2 separate regions of the Homo sapiens genome follow, and region 2 is linked to region 1. Evidence: chromatin loops called from intact Hi-C (ENCODE). Cell type or tissue: A673. All regions are shown on one strand. Each heading gives the region's core, and the rest is flanking DNA. Links, peaks and the distances in the headings are about the cores only. Region 1 holds the start of LOC124903178 (a long non-coding RNA gene). Region 2 overlaps LOC107984625 (a long non-coding RNA gene).

Region 1 (5,391 bases), core at 93-5,092:
TGTCTCTGACATACAGTGTTGTGCCGTAAGTGTACCTCAGATAGTATAACATTCATAGCCAACTTCCTTTCCAAGCAAGAAAAGAACCAAGTATCTTTTAGGTCACTTTGTACGCACTGGGAGAGCAAAGAACACAATTATGCCTGTAACAAATGTTCTCTGGTGAGTTGTTTACATCACACTAAAAAGTATCAAATCATTCAGTCTGGTCATTGACATAAATATTTTACAAACTGGACATATAAAGAACCCATGCTTACTTCAGACTTTGAGGACTACTTATATTTTTAAGGAGGAGGAATGTTTTAATTGGCCAGAAAGTGAGCCATAAAAGCAAACATTAAAGTTTTATTCTCTTTTACCCACTGCCACCCATTGAAATAATGAATGCCCATTCAAATCTGAACTGCAACTTGACTTCCTGAAATAATAAAATACAGAATTATTGCACATTGATATAAACTGGGCTGATGACACATGAAAAGTCTTTAAAATGCCAATGAGAAAACCAAGAGTGAAAACATTCTTCACAAATGGATAGGGACTATGTCAAAAAAAATAAGAAGATATCTGGACAGTGACTGGTACATGGTGTTCTTAATTGCCCCTGAATAAAACCCAAATCAAATGGCTTCATGCAGTTTTTGGGGTTCTAACCTACACCTGATTATCTGCTACCACACTGAGGTTACTAGCCCCCGCACATGATATCCAAATACCAAAATGGGAGTTTGATAAATGAATTCTTGCTTAGCCACAAAGAAAATAAAGATAACTAATTCCCAATTACCCAAGCTAAGGTGGGACAAGAGAGGGAAAAAACATAAAAGATAATTTAAAAAATAACTTCTATTAAAGGATATTTTTGATCTTAGCAAATATGGAAGTAACTGACCTACTGCAAATTCCCAAAACTTCAATGTTGTAAAGATATTTTTTAAAAATTACCCATACGAAGATCTCTCTGTTCACTCTGCCTAAACTGTTTCTCTCTCCATAGTGTAAATTGATTGTAATACACCTGCCAAAAATTTGTTTTATATATTATTCTTATAGACTCTTACTATACTATACCTAGTCAGAGACACTGAAAGAATTAACTTGCCAATTCCCTCCTCTAGGGCAGAAGGAAAATGGCTTGAAAGTTCTTGTTTATGAATATAACTTGGGAAAATACAGTATTTTGCCATAATGAATAACAAGATTAGTAAGGTAAAAATGCTAGTAAGAATTGGGGCACAAGATTTTCTTCAGATAACCTGTTAAAAATAAAATCAATATATTCAATACAGCTTACAGATATATTGGAAAGATAGCACATGAGAATATAAAATGGAACACCAGCAGTTAGTTGAATGAATCCATGAATTCCATGGCAAAAGCTCTATTAAGCATAATAAACAGAAGGATCAGAATTCTACAAAAGGTAATTCAGAGGAGTGAGTACTATGAAAAATGGTGGAAAATGAAAAAAGAGGTCTTTTATTTTGTTTCCCTTAACAACTAAGTACCTCTTCTATTAATATTACCACATTTTCTTTTCTTGTCTAGGCAAAGTAGCCACTTCCTATCCCACATTGAATACCACAATCTGTATTCCAACAATTAAACCAGGACTTGAATCAATGCTAGCTTAAAAATTTAATTTTCTCTGTGGCTTATATATAAATGGATCAGATAAATAAAGGTACGTACTATTTAAAGTACTTCTAAGTACCAGCATGTAGTGTTAATCTTAATGTAGTAAACTACTTTCAATATAAGATTTATTTTACTCATTAATCAACTATCTATTAATATGCATTATTTTTTCAGTTTTTAGTTTTTATGATTTCTTTGCCATCATAAATATACATTAGTTCCACCTTTTTTTTTTTTTTTTTTTTTGGTAAAGATAGTCTTGCTTTGTTGCTCAGGCTGGTGAAAGGATTAATATGCAAAAAAAAATTTTTAATTACTTAACACTATTTAAGAATCTTCTTCTAAATAAACAACTTCTGATGATGCAAAACAATATGAAATGCCTTGATATCATCATGGTTAACATCCACACTGGTCAAATATCAGTATTTCAGTAGCCAAACAAAAAATTTATTTTAAAAATTGAGATGGAAATTTAAAAAATTTCTAGGGAAAATCCTTTGTAAGTTTATATCTAATTTAACAGTATTCAAAAGTGTTTAAATTCTGAAAAGTTAAACCTAGATAGCTTTTTGTTAAGCACTTCCTTTAAAAAGCTGAAGACTATCAGCTAGCTAATTGTGAAAGCTGTACTACTTGAAAGCACCACTAGATGACAACCTTGTTTCACAAGTAAAATATTATACTCCTGTTGAAGCTAAGACCCTGAAGAGATACTAAACTAGCTTAAAGGTTTCTGACATTTGTTTTTTGTTGGAGAGTAGGGATAACAAAGAAAATAAAATAGACTACTATAATTTTGAATTTGTGTTTGATATAAAGATCACTCAGGGTTTAAAAAAAACTCATTTAGTAAGCATTCAAGAAATACCTCACCATTAGATATATTAAGACAATTTTCTCTTCCCGTCTCTTCTACATCTATATCGTCTGGAAATAGATGATTTTATAAAAATAAAGTACACATAAATTATTACAGACTAATGCTTTTTTGCTGTAGAATAGTTACAAAAAGTATTTTCAGCATTATTTCAATAATTGCTTTTCTGTGACATCAAAATACAGCATGACGATTTTAAAATGATCGTGAGATAGGTAATAAACAACAAACTTCTATTTTATGACTCATATTCAAAATATTAAAATATTTTCCCCATACATAAACCAATCCATGAAGGCATTCACCCTAGAATGCTTATTTGGTATTAAAAAAATTGTAACAGCTGAGCAAGTAAAAATTTGTAAATAATTCCTTTGAAATCCCATAATTGATATATTACATAGTATAGTGGCAATGGTAACCTAACTATGTTGTTATTCATCTTTGTAAACCATGACTCCACATAAATTTAAAAGTATAAAATGAAGGCCTAGATATTTTTACTTTCATTGGGGTTATAATTTACAGCCTTCCTCTAATTCTATATTTTCATACATTAATTCAGAAGCAGAACTGGGGTTACTTTTTAATAAATCAGATTTTAAGATGTGAGATTACTTAATATTTCTGTCCTCTTTTTCTCAGCAAAAAGGTAGTGGCTATAAAACCATATATCAGTTCAAAAGGCTTACATGAAGCCTAATGCCCTAAACACTACACTGACTACTGCACTCATAGCATTGCTGCCTACAAAGTCCATGCTGAGGGTCTCTCAAGGTGAGGCCTTCCAGAATTAACCCCAAGGAGATCACATACTTGGTTAAGTTTCCATAAGAAATGCTATTTATAAATGTAAGGTATTACAAAAATTGGAAGGCATTTTCATGAGTAGCTGGAGAGACTATCACTTTTTAGTGAAACTAGTGAAAACTAGATGAAAATCTCAGCCTTACCTTTCAATACATGTGGGACCCTAGTCAATTTACTTCATCTTTCTGTGCCTCAGTTTACCCTTGCCGAAAAAGACCGTACTGAAAATACTGATCTACAGAGTTTTTCTAAGAATAAATGAGGAGACAGCATGTAATACCTAGCATATGCTTGGAATACAGTAGGTGCTAAATAAGTATTAGTTTTCTTCCTTCTTAAACATGGTGCCCTTGTTTATTCTACAAAATATTTTCAAAACATAATGATATTCAAAAATCTGGATTCTAATGAGAAAGAGAATACAATTTCTCTAATGAGAAAGAAAGAGAATAAAATTAATGATAAAGGGAATTTCTTCAAAGGCTACAGCTAATAGTCAAAAGTGTATATGCTTCCTTACTGGTAAGCCTAACTACATATTTCTAGCAGGCTACTCACATGGAGTTCACTGAGAACTAAAGAAAAGTGTCAGAAAGAAGGAAATACCTTTATTATTTATTTTGTTTAAATCATTCAGTTTTACAATTGAAAGTTTTTTAACAATAAGAAAGTAAGTTATTCCATTAGACTGTGCAACTGTTTCTGCCTGGAACAGAATTTCTAATGCAAAATGAACTGCTATTGTTTTTGTTCAACCTGCCATTTATGTCAAAATTTAAAACAATAATGTCAAGAAAGAGCTAGTAAGCAATAAAGTTTAAAATTATATTGCACAGAGAAAAATTAGCCATTTTACAATTTACATTTAAAATTTATTTAATGTCATTCAAACTCTTAAAAATGAAAATCTACTTCAATTATCATAGGCAGTTAAGACAAATACCTATTTGTTTCTAGTATATGCAATCATATGTCTTACAATCTAATAGCATAACGATTCCCTGTACATTAAAATGAAGTAAAAAATGAAAGAGGCATATAAAAAGCACAATATTACAATTAAAAAGGGCAGCCATTTAAATGTGTCACTAAACAGGTAAATACTAAACAATAAATTTTTTGTCAAAAGAGTGAAATAGTCCCATATATATGTCAGCTGATAAATATGAATTAGTAATTCTCATTTCCATTTCTTTAAAATGCATCTTAAATACAAAGTGCTTAGTGTTGCTTACATTTTTGAAATAGAAATGCTGCAAATAAATTAGATATTTTTTTCTATTGAAGGAGACCAGGAAATTTCACCCCAAAATATGGCACCCTGGTATGCTGATTATTTTAAATTAAAGGCCCTTGGAGACTGGCAGATACTAGAAGAAGCTTTACTCTGATACTCCCTTATCTGCTTAAACTCCAGACTCTTCAAAGAAGAAAATTACCACTGGTCCTTTCCTTGAGTTTTCATTAACTCATACTGCAGGAATAAAGACTGAAGTCTGTCAACACACCTGGACAGAACCACTGTCTTCTCTGTGGGCCCACAAGGCTTTGTCTCAGGATGCACGAGGACGTATGTCTCAAGACGTATGTTCTCCAAGCCCATTGAATTCCCCTAAAAATCACTTTTCACCTTAAAATTATCCACATCTCCCTTTCCTCTGTGAAGAGTATATAAGCTTCTGTACCCCCACTGCACTATTGTATAAACAATCATTCTCTTGTAATTCCCTTGTGCTATGCACGATAAAATTAATTTTGCATGCCTCTGCTATTAATCGGCCTTTCTTCAGCTGATCTTCAGCAAACCTTCAGAGGCAGAAGGGAAAATTTTCCCTTGGCCCCTATATTAACTTAGAAAACATAATTTGACTACATCCCCCATACCTCTTCATAGTAGCCTGAATGGTGGCCCACAAAAAGATATGCTTATGTCCTAATGCCTGGGAATCTGTGAATGTTACTTTATTTAGAGACAGTCTTTACAGAAGTAATTAAATTAAGAACTTTGAAATAAGAAAATCATACTAGATAATCCAGGCAGGTCCTAAATCCAATGACAA
Region 2 (5,391 bases), core at 58-5,057, 890 kb after region 1:
AGAAGTTCCTTCTGGTTCCCATCTGGGGGATGGGATGGTGGAGGCCCAGTTGTTTTCTTTTGCTCTCTGTATGGTTATTCTGAGTTTCTGTGCTCATCAGAGTTTCTGTTACTACTTTGATGTACTGTGGCACTTTCCTTTTGCTATTTTCATTAAAATCTAGTTGTTTATTTGTTGTTTTGGCTGTCTTTGCTGGAAAGAGAAGCTCTAAGGGCTTCTACGTGGCCATCTTGCTGATGTTGCTATAATTTTATCTTCTTAAAGCAGTTTCTACCAGAGCTGAATGATCTGCTTCAATCTAGAGCACTTGTCCTCTATACTGAGTGACTTGTAGACTTTGTATTTTGCTTCGACATAATCTGTAGATCCAAGAAATGGAACCTAATTCCTAGGGTTTTTTTGTTTGTTTGAGGTGGAGTCTCGCTCTTTCGCCCAGGCTAGAGTGCAGTGACGCAATCTTGGCTCACTGCAACCTCTGCCTCCCGGGTTCAAGTGATTCTCCTGCCTCAGCCTCCTGAGTAGCTGGCACTACAGGTGCATGCCACCACGCCCGGCTAGTTTTTTGTATTTTTAGTAGAGATGGGGTTTCACTGTGTTAGCCAGGATGGTCTCGATCTCCTGACCTCGTGATCCGCCCGCCCTGGCCTCCCAAAGTGCTGGGATTACAGGCATGAGCCACCACGCCCGGCCTATACTGAGTGACTTATAGACTTTGTCTTTTGCTTTGAAATAGTCTGTAGATCCAAGAAATGGAAACTAATTCCTAGTTTTATGATCCCTTGTCTTTATTTTATTTTCTGATTTTGATGAAGACCACTGTTGGTCAGCTTCCTGAGAAAAGGCCAATGGGAGATAAAGGGAGATAGTCACCCCTCATGTTTGTTTGATAATATGGCTGGGAATAGAATGATAAAGATAAGTTTCCTTCAGAATTTTATCAACGTTGCACAAGTCATCTAGTCTTCAGTTTATTTCAAGTCTGGCACCATTCTGATTCTTGATTCTTTATGTAAGTCAGAGGTTAGCAAACTACTGCCCACAGGACAAATGCAGCACAATGTCTATTTTTCTTAATAAAGTTTTATTGGAACACAGCCATGCTCATTTATTTACATGTTTTCTATTGTTGTCTTTCATGCTACAAGAGCAGAGCTGGGTAGTTCTGACAGACTCTATGGCCCCAAAAGCCTAAAATAGTTATAACCTGTTGTTGTTGTTGTTTTTGTACAGAAAAGGTTTTCAATCTCTTCTATAAGTGCTGGGTTTGTTTCTTTCTTAGAAGTTTGTAAGAGTTTCTTTTTGTCCCAGTGTTTTAATGTAGCTTGGTGTGGGTCCATGTTTTTTTATTGTGTTGAGTGCAATATCCTTCATTTCTGGTATATTATCTTGAATTATTTCCACTATACTTTCTCCTCCTCCTCTTATAATTTCCTCATTTCTTTCTTTTTATGGTTTCTATTATTTAAGACATCTTCTATTTTATTCTCTTAAAATAATTTTTTAACTTGTCTTTTTACTCTAATTTCTGAAATATTTTTGTAACTATTTTCTAAAGTTTCTATTAAGATTTCTAGTTTTGCTGTCATATTTAATTCCCCCCTACACCAGCCCCTAAAAAGCATCCTATTTGTGTATCAAAATATTCCTTTTCTTCCCTGAGGATAGTTAATAATAGTTTTCCTTTTTGATTTTTTCCTCTGTCCCGTATGATGTCTGTATTCCATGAGTTTTGTTTGTTTTGGGCTCTGATATTTGTATCTGTTGCCTTTCTCAAATGTTGGCGATATTTGGCTTATATCTAATGTGGGGCATTAAATCGTTGTTTAAAGATTTATACCCATGAGTTGGTTTGCCACTGTGAGCTTCTCTATATAGTGATTTGACATGGTCTTTTTTGGAGAAAGATATCAGTATTTCTTAGGTCTTTTTTCTTGGGTTGGTCAGATTCTCTAGGGAAAGCTCTTCCAATATCTGGCCTGGAAGGTAAAAAGCTGGCTAACACCTACAGGAGTTGATGGGGGAAGAGAGCTACAAGGTCCGAACATTTAATATGTTCATTTTCTCTTAACTGCCCTGTTTTAAGATCTGTAACCCCCGCCATCAACTGAGTTTACTGTTCTGGTTTTTAGAGATCATCTGTTTTATACCTCATCATCCTGCACCAGGGAGGGGCAATTACCCAGTCTGACAAATGAGGAATGGGGTCCAGGAAGTGTTCTCTGCTGGACTGACAGATGGCAGCACAGCTCCTTTACTCCCCCTGTTCCCCCTGCCATCATGCCTCTTCTATCCCCTCTCATATTTCAGGGGCTGGAAGACCAGGAACTGTGTTCCCAGAGTCATTTGCTGGTCATGCTCTGGATTGAAGTCTGACAATGAGAGGTACACCTCAAGATTTGGAAGGCATAAGAAAGGCACAAACTATATTATTGCCTTTAGCAGCAGTAGGCAATTTTGCAGATTTCAGCAAAAATGAAATTTTCCAGCAGCCTCAGGGTGTTTCTTTGCAAATCCTCTGCTATGATGCTTCAGATAGCTATAGTCATCTCTGACATTTTCTGAAGTTCTTGCAACTTCCTGACTCTCTGATAGCTGACAAATCTCAGGAGTAGCCATGGCTTTCCCTGACTTGTGCTTCTCCAGTCTTTCCAATTAAGTGGTAATTCTCCATATTATATTCCTTCCTTCCTGACCGGTACAGTTTAAGTGCTCCTTGAATGGCATTTTTAACCAGTCCTTTTGTTTTTAGCCTTCCCTTCCCCCATTTCACCAGGTAAATTGGTAAACTGGGTAACTTCTCAGCTTTCTGCACTGTGGTTTTCTCGGATTTGATAAAACCACTTTTGACATGCTTTTCAAACTCTAAGGATTCTATTGTTTCACCTGCATCTTTTTGTTCTTGGGGATTTATGCCTTTCATAAAAAAATTACTCTCTGTCATTTTGTAATGGGTATTTGGAAGGGGGCAGAGGAATTCGATCCTGCATTCCATCCATTACCATTCTATATCAAGTTCCCCATTCACTCTTCAACCTTCTCCCATATGGACACCGGCCACCTCTCCAGCCTCATCCTGGGCCATGTTTTCCTTTATTCCAGCTATGCTGACCTTGACTGATAGTCCTTGAACTCACCAAGGTCTTTCCTGCTTCAGGATCTTTTGCATACTGTTACTTTTGTCCACTCTCTCTCCTTTTCTCACCTAACTTGTCTCTGTTCTTCGCGGTTCTCAGAGAGGCCTTCCCTGATGACACATACAAATTGGGTTATCCTTTTTTTTCTATCATAGAACACCATTCTTTTCCTTTATTATACTTGTATTTTATACTCATATTTATGTGTTAATTTATTTAATGTTTGTCTGCTGCAAGAGCATAAACTTTATACCTAGTAGACATAATCAGATCTCTATTAATAATTGAAAATGGAGAAGAATTATTTTTAAGGAAACTTACAGAAAGGAAATATTAGGCCCTGTCTGGTCTGAGTGTTGCAATACTGGCAGTATCATTCAAATAGAAGGGACATTACAAAAGATCCATTTCTTAAAAGACTCAATCTCAAACTATAAATTTTCCCATACTATTTTAATTCTACAATCTACCATCAAGGAAAAAATAACAGGATCAATTTATAGCTATAAGGCTTAGTATCCCCATAAGCCTTTCTTTTCTCTTTTTTCTTTTGTTTTCTTTCTCTCTCTCTCTTCCTTTTTCTTTCTCTTCCTTCCTTCCTTCTGCCCTCCCTCCCTCCCTCCCTTCCTTCCTTCCTTCCTTCCTTCCTTGCTTCCTACCTACCTTCCTTCCTTGCTTGCTTGCTTGTCTTTAACAGGAAATACCCCATTCATTTTCTTTTATATCCCCTTAGGCTTGAGCCAGTTGAAAAAAACTTCCTTAATAGTGCTCAAATGAAAAAAAAGGAAAAGTGATGAGAAAATTAATATAATGAAATAATCAATGCAAATGACATACCATTGTCCAGAAAAACCCTCAATCAACTCTCTTAGAATTACTGAATCTGAGGGGTAATTGTGCCGTAATCTCTAATTGTAAGATCAAGGCATGCTGTCAGAAGTACTGCCAATATTAAATAGATATTTTATGTTACTCTTTTTAAGGTGGAATTTCTAAGAAATCGAAAACCATTTATCAAAAACATAAATCATTCACACTAAGTATTAACTAAAAATCCTTAATTTTGGTAAAACTAAAATTTGTATTCATCCTCAAATAACACCCATCAATGCTTTATTTTTCTAGAGTCTACAAGTGCAGAAAAAGTTTGAATAATTTTTTAAAATAATAACTTTAAATTTATCTGTATCAGGTGAGTTACTGAAGTGTGTTAACATAGCTAAAGAATCAGAGGTTTGGGGGGAGGAGGAGAAGAAACTTATGTATAATATTTGTTTTATGAAAATACATAACAATGTATCTACTGTTTAAATTCTATGTTGTTTTGGGGAAACAATTTAATGTGCATACATAGTAGCAGTTTACGATTTATAAATGTTTTCTCATTTATTACTCATTTTACAATACATCTTATATTTATAATGATTTTTTAACCTCCCTAGACCTTATAAAATGATGTGATTGGCTTAAGCAATCATTAAGGTTCTTTCCAGCTTTGATTCCATTATGTTTTCAAACTGTGACTCTGCCTAATCACAAGTACAGCTCAGTAAATCCCCTTTCCTCTGTGTGTTTCTGTGTTTGTCTCCATCACTTTGGTGTTCTCCCAGTAGATACATTGAAGGGCATGTTGATTAAATTAGTCAAATTAACTCTTTGCCTGACTCCATCCTCATTAGGCTAATGAGCAGACTTAGGAGTAAATCTGTGTGTCTCAGTTGTCTTAGGTCAGAAGTACTGTCACTGGGAGCACCAGTGAAAAGTTGTAATTGTGACATTCTTTAGGAGTTTTTAGCTGGCAGCTCATTTTACATCCTTTCTCAAGAGGGAACATGTGGCTTTGCTGAATGGAAGTTATAATGTGTTGGGCAATCTCATTTTCTCTGCTGGATCATTGTTAAAGAGGGTGTAATTTTGTTTCCTCCCCTGGAAAGAGTTTCTTGGGTAGGCATGTGTGAGAGATGTTGAACAAGTATTAATCAAAGGGTGAGGGGGGAAAATCCTATTATCACCATAAGGTGCTGTGAAGTAATAGATTTTAATGATGAAGTAGCCATGTGAGTAGCTACACTACAGATTTGTTTATGATTAAGTGTGTGCTTGTGTGTAGGGGATGAGAGAAGGTGACCTGAAGATAGATTTGGGGGAAGGACAGACAAGGAAGAGAGAGAAAAAAACAACTGGTTTCAAAGGTTGAGTGTCCTCTGATTCTAAAAGGCATACTTCCCCTGTTCAAATTACACATCAGAGCACTCAT

The links. Peaks named below come from ENCODE experiments on the same cell type or tissue, not always from the same donor. Only the 100,000 strongest peaks of a DNase experiment are listed, where the experiment ranks them.
Region 2: it touches region 1 in a loop (5-fold over the local background); 2 of 110 quality-filtered maps call a loop at or near these places.

What each region holds. Positions count from the first base shown.
Region 1 is chr13:60,428,200-60,433,590 of GRCh38, reverse strand. All of the region lies in intron 1 of TDRD3 (tudor domain containing 3), which reads right to left. LOC124903178 (a long non-coding RNA gene) reads left to right here and starts at 1,371. Exons shown (of 3, transcript XR_007063814.1): 1 at 1,371-1,426; 2 at 1,552-1,687; 3 at 4,619-4,705. In A673, for the core only: a CTCF peak has its summit at 2,276; a DNase peak (open chromatin) is centred at 2,290; H3K27ac peaks cover 3,854 bases.
Region 2 is chr13:59,542,068-59,547,458 of GRCh38, reverse strand. The region is part of intron 1 of LOC107984625 (a long non-coding RNA gene); the gene reads left to right. Among named protein-coding and RNA genes, the nearest start is that of DIAPH3-AS1, 470 kb to the left of the region's middle. In A673, for the core only: a CTCF peak has its summit at 2,212; DNase peaks (open chromatin) are centred at 2,288, 3,858, 4,368 and 4,938; H3K4me3 peaks cover 791 bases; H3K27ac peaks cover 4,295 bases.